Linked DNA regions of Homo sapiens: region 2 is linked to region 1. The links are chromatin loops, found by intact Hi-C in ENCODE. Cell type or tissue: OCI-LY7. All regions are shown on one strand. Region 1 overlaps PSME3IP1 (proteasome activator subunit 3 interacting protein 1). Region 2 overlaps NLRC5 (NLR family CARD domain containing 5).

The links. Peaks named below come from ENCODE experiments on the same cell type or tissue, not always from the same donor. Only the 100,000 strongest peaks of a DNase experiment are listed, where the experiment ranks them.
Region 2: a loop joins it to region 1, with 9 times the contacts of the local background. A loop is called at or near these places in 1 of 110 quality-filtered maps.

The regions. Positions count from the first base shown.
Region 1 is chr16:57,165,780-57,170,779 of GRCh38, forward strand. PSME3IP1 (proteasome activator subunit 3 interacting protein 1) reads right to left here. Exons shown (of 7, transcript NM_024946.4): 5 at 1,314-1,447. Among named protein-coding and RNA genes, the nearest start is that of PSME3IP1, 18 kb to the right of the region's middle. In OCI-LY7, CTCF peaks have their summits at 2,404 (motif pointing left) and 2,605; a DNase peak (open chromatin) is centred at 2,392.
Region 2 is chr16:57,043,586-57,048,585 of GRCh38, forward strand. NLRC5 (NLR family CARD domain containing 5) reads left to right here. Exons shown (of 49, transcript NM_001384950.1): 20 at 1-19; 21 at 1,863-1,907; 22 at 2,967-3,056; 23 at 3,960-4,043. Among named protein-coding and RNA genes, the nearest start is that of CPNE2, 46 kb to the right of the region's middle. RefSeq lists enhancers at 2,214-2,273, 2,524-2,703, 4,337-4,426. In OCI-LY7, CTCF peaks have their summits at 2,391 (motif pointing left) and 2,594; DNase peaks (open chromatin) are centred at 1,676, 1,776 and 2,386; H3K4me3 peaks cover 2,404 bases; H3K27ac peaks cover 3,210 bases.

The DNA.
Region 1 (5,000 bases):
ACCCAAAAGGGGTTATATGCAGGTCACCAAATACGCTACTACAGAGCCTTTTCTAAAGGTGATCTAAGAACTAAGGGAAACAGTTACAACACCCATTCTGCGACCACCAAGAGCAGTCTCAAGGGATAACAAATTGATCACCTGGAGAGCCCTCCCTTGGCATATTCCAGTAAAACTGACCCAGGTCCAAATCCTGCGAGTCCCTAGTCTTGCAGGAAAGCTTATGTGAGAACTTGAAAGGAATAATTCATGGTTTGGGTAGCGAGCCCTTCTCAGGATAACTCCTCCCCTCTGTTGCTATACCAGCATGACATTTTTACATGTAGGCAGTGTTCCTAAGAACATCTGCAGCAGATGGGTGGTGTGCCAAACCACAAGACTGCATCAATACACTCCCTTCAAAACATATGGCTGGTTGCCAATATATCATATTGATTTTCCTAATAGACTGCACTTAAACTTATCATTTCGCCCACAGTCTGTTGGGTCAAATCTAAATGACCAGATTCAATCACTCTGATGACATTTCAGGATTTGGAAAGGGAGGAGCAAACATAGCAAAGAACTTATCATAGCCTTGAGACAGTGCTATCACTTCCACATCAATCCAAACCTAGCCACAGCCAGGTCTGTAACCCTGCCAGGGCTGCCATGTTCTTTCAGGACAGGATGCCTTTGCAGCAGCTATTCCCTCTGCTTAGACTGTTCTCTCCCTTGTTGCTTGTCAAAGCCCTAGTTGTCCTACCTAATCAGCATCTTTCCAATGGTTTCCCCCAACCTCCCCAACATGAAGATGCACACAACACCCTCCCAGCAGCATTGTATGCTCCTCCTCCTTGCTCTCAGTACACCCTACACAGATCCTTTCACAAGACTCACTACCTCATTTTTCTAGACAGAAGCCCAAATAATGAACTCTAGCTCTCTGTTTCTCTATGATCTTGCACAAAGAAGGGTCTCAACCTCTCAAACTCTTGGTCTTCTCATCTACAAAACAGGGATTATAATTGTACTTCATAGGGTTGTTGAAGAATACATGGGATTATGCACAGGAAGCACTTAACACAATGCCTGGTGTGGCAGATCCCCACTGAAGAGTAGCTATTATTTATATTTGTTGAATAAGTGATCAGAGAGACGAGGGTCAAAGCCTATAGAAGGCCTCAAATCTGGAAAGGGAGAGATAGGTGAGCACACCAAGGGAACTTCACCAGGACTCACGCGAGGCAAGCGTTGGCTCTGGCTTCCATTACAAGTGGTGTTTCAGAGTACACGGTCAGAGAGAAATCTGAGTTGTGTGAGTGCTGACTAACCTCTTATGCTTCACAGCTCCTGCCAACAGCTTCGCCTGGGAGAACTTGTTCTTGGTTTCTATAGGCTTCACAGTCAGTTTCTTTTCCACTTCCTTCTTGTTCTCTTGAGAAATTCCAACCTTCTTGAGGTTATTGTGAGTTACCAGTTAAGGGTCAAACTAAGCAAAAGGGAAGACAACAAATATAACCCACTAGCCCTTCGGCTGTGCGATGTAATGTCTGGCCTACTTATTTAAATAAATGCCCCACCCTTCTTTATTCTGCCAGTCAAATCCAGCCAATTCAAAGATAAATGAAAGAGACCATGGAGGAAGACAGCATATAAAGCCCAAAATAATACAGATAAGCAACCTTTTCCTCTGATTCTCAATGAAAATCTGAGCATAGCCACAAAACCCACTATTACCAAGGACATGGCCAATATCATGCTTGATGAGGAAAACAGATCTTAAGGAATATAAAGAAAACAGAAAAAAAAATGTGGCTTCCCTGAAAACATGCTTCCCCCTTCAAGGGTTAAATCAAATTTTGCAGAATGTTGTTCTGACTATCAGTGGCAATTAATCTTAGACATCACGAAGACTAACTCCTGCTCCACTGGTGCAAGGAAACATCAGAATCACCCCAAGGCTCATTAAACATGTCAAGTCCCTCCCTGCCCCAAACCTACTGAATGAGACCTCTAGAGGCCCGGGAGTTTGTTTTAAACACTCTCTGAAGGTGATTTTACACTTGATCTTAGCCAAAAGGCCAAGAAACAATCAAAGGTGATTTTAATGAGAAATCCTGTGCATATATACAAGAACTGAAAAGCTATTTTTAAAAGCATGACCAGTTCGCTTGTAACATCAGTTTTTCGTTCTTGATGCCAATCTCTGGCTCTCAACTTTTTACTCTTTTGAAGTGAAGAAAGGCCCCATATTTTTGTCGGGGAGGTCACTTTCACTTGTTCCCTCCACCAGCCCTCCCTCCTCTCCCTCCACTTCTCCCTCCGTTTTATGCTCTCTCTTGAAACGTCTTAGACAACAGATAAGTATTCTGACACAGTGCAAGTCCTTATTTAAGATGCACTAGTGCCTGGAACAATAGTGACATCTAGTGCCCAGGAAATCTAAGAAGCATGAATTATCAGCCCAAAAAGGTGGGTGGAAGTAGAGGATGTATGGTTAAGGTTATTTATCTACGTGTCTTTGAACAATGGAGAAAATCCTAAGATTTTCCAGAAATCCTAAGATTCTAATTCTAATCACTCTCCAGGCAACTAACTCTGTTCTTATGGGCACAAGTTACCTTAAATATTTGCAGTATGCAATGGAAATTAGATATAATGCTTAGTACTATTATGAGTTTAATGAATTTAATGTTTTTAGGGTCATCATGGAAATAGATAATGTTAATACTCATTTTTATTTAAAAAAAAATAGATTGGCCAGGCACAGTGGCTCATGCCTGTAATCCTAGCACTTTGGGAGGCCGAGGTGGGCAGATCAACTGAGGTCGGGAGTTCAAGACCAGCCTGACCAGCATGGAGAAACCCTGTCTCTACTAAAAAGACAAAAAATTAGCTGGGTGTGGTGGCACATTCCTGTAATCCCAGCTAGTCGGGAGGCTGAGCCAGGAGAATCGCTTGAACCCGGGAGGCAGAGATTGTGGTGAGCTGAGATCGTGCCACCGCACTCCAGCCTGGGTAACAAGAGCGAAACTCTGTCTCAAAAAAAAAAAAAAAAAAAAAAAAAAGATTTCATCTTTCTAGGAGAGAATGCCAAAAAAAAATTAGCATGTTGTGATTTTTTATCTGCAACTCCATCATTAGGAGACAGAAGTTCTCAAAACTCTCAATATTAAATATTAAAAAAAAACAAAAATGGAAAAAAAACACAACAAAAGCATGTATATATTTATACATTATTTATACCACGACATAGACAAAACCCAACATTTAACTTTTTATTCTTTTGAAATGAAGAAAAGTCCTAACCTTTTAGGGGTAGGGGGTGTTAATAATCTTATTTTTGATCCGCAAAGTACAAGCAATTTTTCCTTCTTAAGCCCCTCTTCTCCCAAAATGCTTTAAAAACACAAACACACCTCAAAAATCTCAAGAAATTCATTAGATCAGCATTCTCTTAAAATTGCACCGTTTTTTAACATACACAATACTGCTAAATACTGGTTTAACCTGAGACGAAACAAGAGTTCTGTTATTTACATGGTTTAAACCACAGCTTATTTGTATTCAGAAGTATCCTATTATACAACATATCATATAGTAATCAAGCAAAGCCTAGAAACAGTTCCTAACTTAGAGCTTCAATAAACAAATGTCTAATCCTTCAATTCCTATCTCAACATGTCTCTGGCTACTTGCATGCTTGGGATTAGTGTATTAGATGTCAGTGACTTGGAAGGCCTGCTTTTCTTCAGTTTTTCTAGACAGAACTTTCCAAGTTTCCAGTTAAAGCCCTTATCCCTGGAGCCTCATTGTACTGCAATGTTACCAGGACACAAAGGTTTCTTTTGTCTCACTGCTGCCCTGTTCATTCTTTCCTTTTAATTGAAAACCAAAGGGCATCTCACACTCAACAGCACTTCTCCCCAGATGCTACTTTGGGGGACACTATATGTCTTATTTGCTAGTCTACCAAAATAAAACATAATATCATTCAAGTGAGAAGTGTAATGAATGTATTTCCTTAGAGGAAAAAGCTTGGTGTCTGAAACAACACAATATGGGTATCTGCCTATCTCTACAAACGAACACATATTATTTTGGGGTCATCAGGGTCAGGGAAGGGGGAGTTCAGAATAATCAGCCTCAATCCTACAGTTGAGATTGAGGTATAACTTCCCATGAGCTTCCATCTCCATGTTGCACCTGAATGCCAGTAACAGAACTGGGACTGGAAGCCAGGTCTTTTCCTACCAGTTCTGATGTAAATCAATTCCCAGGGAATCAGGGAATCTGTCCATGTCTTCTCCCATACAACGCTTTTTTTTTTTTTTTTTTTTAAGATAAAGTCTTGCTCTGTCCCCAGCCTGGAGTACAGTGGCGTGACCTTGGCGCACTGCAATCTCCACCTTCCAGGTTCAAGCGATTCTCCTGCCTCAGCCTCCTGAGTAGTTGGGACTACAGGCACAAGCCACCATGCCCGGCTAATTTTTGTATTTTTAGCAGAGACAGGGTTTCACCATTTTGGCCAGGCTGGTCTCAAACTCCTGACCTCAAGCGATCCTCCTGCCTCGGCCTCCCAAAGTGCTGGAATCAAAGGCGTGAGCCACTGTGTCCAGGCCTCCCACGTAACTCTTAAAATGGAATGTGCTGCACATTCTCTGCAAGAAAATACCAACTAGTACATATACACAGTAATGTCGTCCATCTTAGACGTGAAGCCTGTTGGATTACACCAGTGATGTTACTCAACATATAAGCTTGAAATATCCAAATAAGCTTCCTCACATGAAGATAAATGGTCCTATTAATATCTCCTATGAATCATTTATTAATTTATTCACATATTTACTGAGAATCTACTATATGCCAGGCACTGGAGAAATCAGAAGTGACCAAGTCAGATAGTCTTTTTTCTTATGGAGCTCATTTACTTTACATTCTAGCAGGAAAGAGATAAACAAACCAGTAGGCAAATAAATAAAGACAACTTTCAGATAGTGACAAATCTATAAAAA
Region 2 (5,000 bases), 120 kb before region 1:
TCTTCCGCTTGGACATCAGGTGAGCGTGCCTCTCCGCCCCCAGCCCTGCCCCTGTCCCCCATCCCACAGGTCATCTGCTCCCACGTGGGCCCCTTGTCCACCAGTTTCATGCCAACCTGTCATCCTCAGCACCTTGGGCAGTACCAGATCTGCAGAGCATGTGATGGGCGTCCACTGAATGAATGAATGATCAAATGAATGAATAAGTATGGCCTCACGGATGCTCAAATTTCTCCAAATTCACCATTAGAGAGTTCATTGACTCTGCCTCACTCGTTCTTTGGATAGTCCTTAGAGATTTTTTTTTTTAGGATTTTTTTTTTAATTATTATACTTTAAGTTCTAGGGTACATGTGCACAACATACAGGTTTGTTACATATGTATACATGTGCCATGTTGGTATGCTGCAGAGACTTTTAAGAAAACTGGGGGCCAGGCGCGGTGGCTCACGCCTGTAATCCCAGCATTTTGGGAGGCCAAGGTGGGCGGATCACGTGAGGTCAGGAGTTTGAGAACAGCCTGGCCAACAGGGTGAAACCCTGTCTCTGCTAAAAATACCAAAAAAAAAAAAAAAAGTATCTGGGCGTGGTTGTGAGCCCTTGTAGTGCCAGCCGCTCAGGAGTCAGGAGAATCACTTGAACCCAGGAGGCGAAGGTTGCAGTGAGCTGAGATCGTGCCACTGCACTCCAGCCTGGGCGACAGAGTGAGACTCCATCTCAAAAAAAAAAAGAAAAGAAAAGAAAACTGGGAGCTTCCTAGTTGCCACTGGGGACTCAGGGACCTGTCTTAATTGTGGGAGCTGATGAGAATATAAAAGGGGAGGCACCAGCCAGCCAAGCCACCCCAGGCACTCAGGGCACCGCATCCATGATTTTCAGGGGAGGTCTGCTTCCCTTTCCCTTCCCTAAGGACCCCCAAGAATGGGAGGTGCCACAGCAGATGGACCAGGCTCAGTTACTTAACTGCTGCGAGCTCAGAGCAGGTCCCAGAGCCTCTCCAGGCCTCAGTTTCCTCATCTGTAAAATGGAGATAAGAATAATTACTGGCCTGGCACAGTGGCTCAAGCCTGTAATCCCAGCACTTTGGGAGGCCAAGACAGGAGGAGGAGGATCACCTGAGCCTAGGAGTTTGAGACCAGCCTGGACAACATGGTGAGACCCCCCCATCTCTACAGAAACTTTAAAAATTAGCCAAGCGTGATGGCATGCACCTACTTGGGAGGCTGAGGTGGGAGGATTGCTTAGACTCAGGAGATCGAGGCTACAGTGAGTTGTGATCACACCATTGCACTCCAGCCTGGGCAACAGAGCAAGACTCTGTCTCAAAGAAAAAAAAATGTCAGGCACAATGGCTCACATCTGTAATTCCAGCACTTTGGGAGGCTAAGGCAGGAGGATCGTTTGAGCCATGGAGTTTGAGACCAGCCTGCTCAACATGGCAAAACCCCATCTCTACAAAAAATACAAAAATTAGACAGTCATGGTGGGGCGTTCCTGTAGTCCCAGCTACTTGGGAGGCTGAGGCAGTAGGATCAGTTGAGCCCGGGGAAGGTTGAGGCTGCAGTGAGCCATGACTGCACCACTGCACACCAGCCTGGGCGACAGAGCAAGACCCTTTCTTCGAAACAACAACAAAGAAGAATTTCTTACCTCATTGTTTATTGTGAGAATCAAATGAGAAATGTCGATGGTGTGCTTTGCATGTGACTTGATACATGTAATTGTTGCTTAATCTATTCCTTGTTTGCTAAGAAAGCAGGCCACCCCAGGCCCTCCTTGCCCTGACCAGTCTGGGTTCTTGCCACTGCCAGGGAAGTTGGTCTTTGACCATTTTCAAACTGCTGCTTCCTCTCTGCTTCCAGCTTTGAAAGCCAACACATCCTCCTGAGAGGGGACAAGACAAGCAGGTGAGGAGGGAACGCTCGGGGTGGGGGAGTCCCCTCCCGCTCTGGTCCCCGTCTGTTGGAGGTCCCCCCACCCCCAGACCCATGCTGACCACTCAGCTCTCAGTTAAACCACCCAAGTCCGGCACACTAGGTTTAATCACCACTTCAGTAACCACCGCCCCCCCCATAAATTGTCAGTAATCAACTGCCCTGTTTTCCCCTTGGAAGGAGGCAATGCAGATGGGAGGAAGGGAGGGATATGGTTGGGAGAGGTCCCAGAGCAGGGCAGGTGCCCGCAGATTGCTGCTGTGTGGGAGGAGACAGGAGAACATTTGTGCTTCTGCGTTTCGGGGAATTTTGTAGACCCACCGCTCCATACATGTCACTGCCCTTTCACGCTCTGAAGGCAGGGGCCGTGGGTGCTCTGAAAAAACATTTTCCCCGTCTTCGCAGTAAACAACCAATACTAGTTTAGCTCTTCATGATGTTCCCGGCTGCCCTCTAGTGGGACCAGGCCTCTTGGCCTCACTTGGGAGCAGTGGCAGCGGACAGGGTGGGCCCATGTGCAGCTGGCTGGGTGGAGAGAGTCACAGCTAGTGTGTCAAGAAAAGGCACTGCCGTACAGATGGGCTGTCAGGAGTCAGGGGTGGCTCAAGCCTGGGTGGTCTTGCTTCCCAGGATAGGATCTCTGTTTCTGGGGAACCCCCGGGTTCTTGAGGCCCAAAGAACTGACGTACAGGGAGGCAGAAGTCATGTGATGCCAAGCAGTGGTCAGAGAGGCTCTGTCTTGGGTCCTCCTGCCTGCTCACCTGGACAGGAACAAGCTGCTGGCTTTTCTAACTCAGGCTTCCCTTCCCTGAGCCTCAGTTTCCCCATCTGAACAATGAGGGACTGAGCTAGGATCTAGTGACTGCATTGTCTCTGAGATGCCTTCCAGCCCTGACTTTCCAAGTCTGGGAGTCCAATGTGGGTGATCTGAACTTTCCTTTCTAAACGATCCCCCTCCTAGGGGTATATGGGCTGGGCTGGGAGTCCGAGGGGGTGATCTGAACTTTCCTTTCTAAATGATCCCCCTCCTAGGGATATGTGGGCCACTGGATCTTTGCCAGACTTCCCAGCTGCAGCCAAGTTCTTAGGGTTCCGTCAGCGCTGCATCCCCAGGAGCCTCTGGTACTGTCCCAGCCCTTCTTGTTTGGGGGTAACCATAATAGGGATGAGGCGTCAGAGGGGGCAGAGCTGGCAGGGGGCTAGGGCTGGGGATTGGGATAGAGGGAAGAGAGGGAGTTTAAGAGAAAAGGAAAAGAAAGAGGCGTGGGTGTGAGGGGTGCTGGGAGTTGGGGAGCTCTGGCCCCTGACGGGCAGCTCAGCTGGCCCATGCCCCGCATTCTCCTTGGAGAGAAGATTCCACATTTCTGTGAAGCAAACAGAGCAGCTCAGCCACTCCCTGCCTGGGGTCTCCATCTGCTCTGGGGGACACCCACTTTCCAGAAAGAAAGGGGTTGGCCTGTCTCCCCACTAATACACTCCCCATCTGCAAGCTCTGCCATGAGAGGCTGTGAGACCCTGACTTGGCCCCACCTCTCTCTAGGCCTCCAGGGAAGTGGAGGCAAGTGAGGCCCTGGGAAGGACATTTCAATTTCACTGTTAGCCCCAGGGCAATGGGGAGCCACGGGGGTAACAGGGAGAGGCCTGGTCAGATGTGCAGTGTTAAAATGTGAGACACTTGTGGGGCAGAGAGGGATTAAAGGGAGGCAAGAGTGGAAGCCCAGAGGGTGTTAAATGGTCAAGGTGAGTGAGGATGGTGGCCTGGGCTCTGGAGGGGGCGGTGGGGAGGACTTGGAGAGTCACTGACAAGGGCAGCTGGGAACTCAGGGTCCTGCACTGTCACTGTCAGGGCAGGAGGATTGGGGGCTGCAGGGGAGACTCGAGAGGGAAGCGAGTGCCCCACAGGGGAAGGGGCCTGTGGCCTCCCACTTAGAGTGAGGGATGCTGGGAGAAGGATAGAGCCCCTGGGGCTAGCCAGGGACCCTGGGCTTTCTCTGATTCCCTGCCCTGCCCATTGCCCCTTTGCAGCCTCAGTGAGTGTCCTCTGGAGCCCCCAAGCCTCACCCGCCTCTGTGCCACTCTGAAGGACTGCCCGGGACCCCTGGAACTGCAGTAAGTAACGAGGACACAGCCCCAGAGGGCACCATGTGGGGATCTGCCCAGTGACCTGGGAGGGGGCTTCTTGGTTAGAAGACAGGTGAGTCTTTCTCGATTTCTTCCCACCAGCCCTGCCCCATGAGAGTCCCCTGGCCTTTGGTAGAAACTTGGCTGTCTCTCGGCAGCCCCCAGCCTTAGGCAGCGCATGTCTCCCACTGGGAGATGCTGTGCTGGACTGGGGAAGCCTTCACCTGCACCATCCACTCAACTCAGGGCACCTGGGAGCCCTGTCCACCTCCAACCCCACCCCTGGAGCCTCACCAGGGCACCCACTTGAACCTGCCTGCATGGCTGGAGCGTAGCACTTCTGAAAGCCCTTCCTCAAGGCACCCCCACTCTCCTTGGGGTTACCACCTCACTCGCCCCAGAACATCTGGGTCTGTAACCAGAGACTGGACCTGGAATCAGGACTCTTGGCTCAAAAGGGATTTAACTCCCCGGGCCTCAGCTTCTTCATCTGCACAGTGGATGGTCAGCCTTTCCTTTTATTGTCATTGTGGTGATTCTATTATAGTAATTACCTTAAAATAAAGAAATCCAAGACAAAACCTGCCTCACCTAAACAACCTCTTCTCTCATCAAATCCATGTTGTCATGTGTCCACAGGACTGTCTACTCCTTGCCTATTTGCATATTCAGTTTCTACCTGTTTGCAGTCATAAACTAGTTTCATGCACTGTGTTTTCATAGCATCTGTGTTTTCCATTTTGCTTCAGTCTTTTTTCTTGCTTTCTAGCCCCCATCTCAAATGCCCTTCCAGCCCTTCCAACCAGATAATCCGGTTTGACCCCCTGGAGTGTGGCCTTCCCATGTCCTTCTCCAGGTTCAAACATATAACCACAAAACCATTATCAGACCTACACTATTTTTTTTTTCTGAGACAGAGTTTTGCTCTTGTTGCCCAGGCTGGAG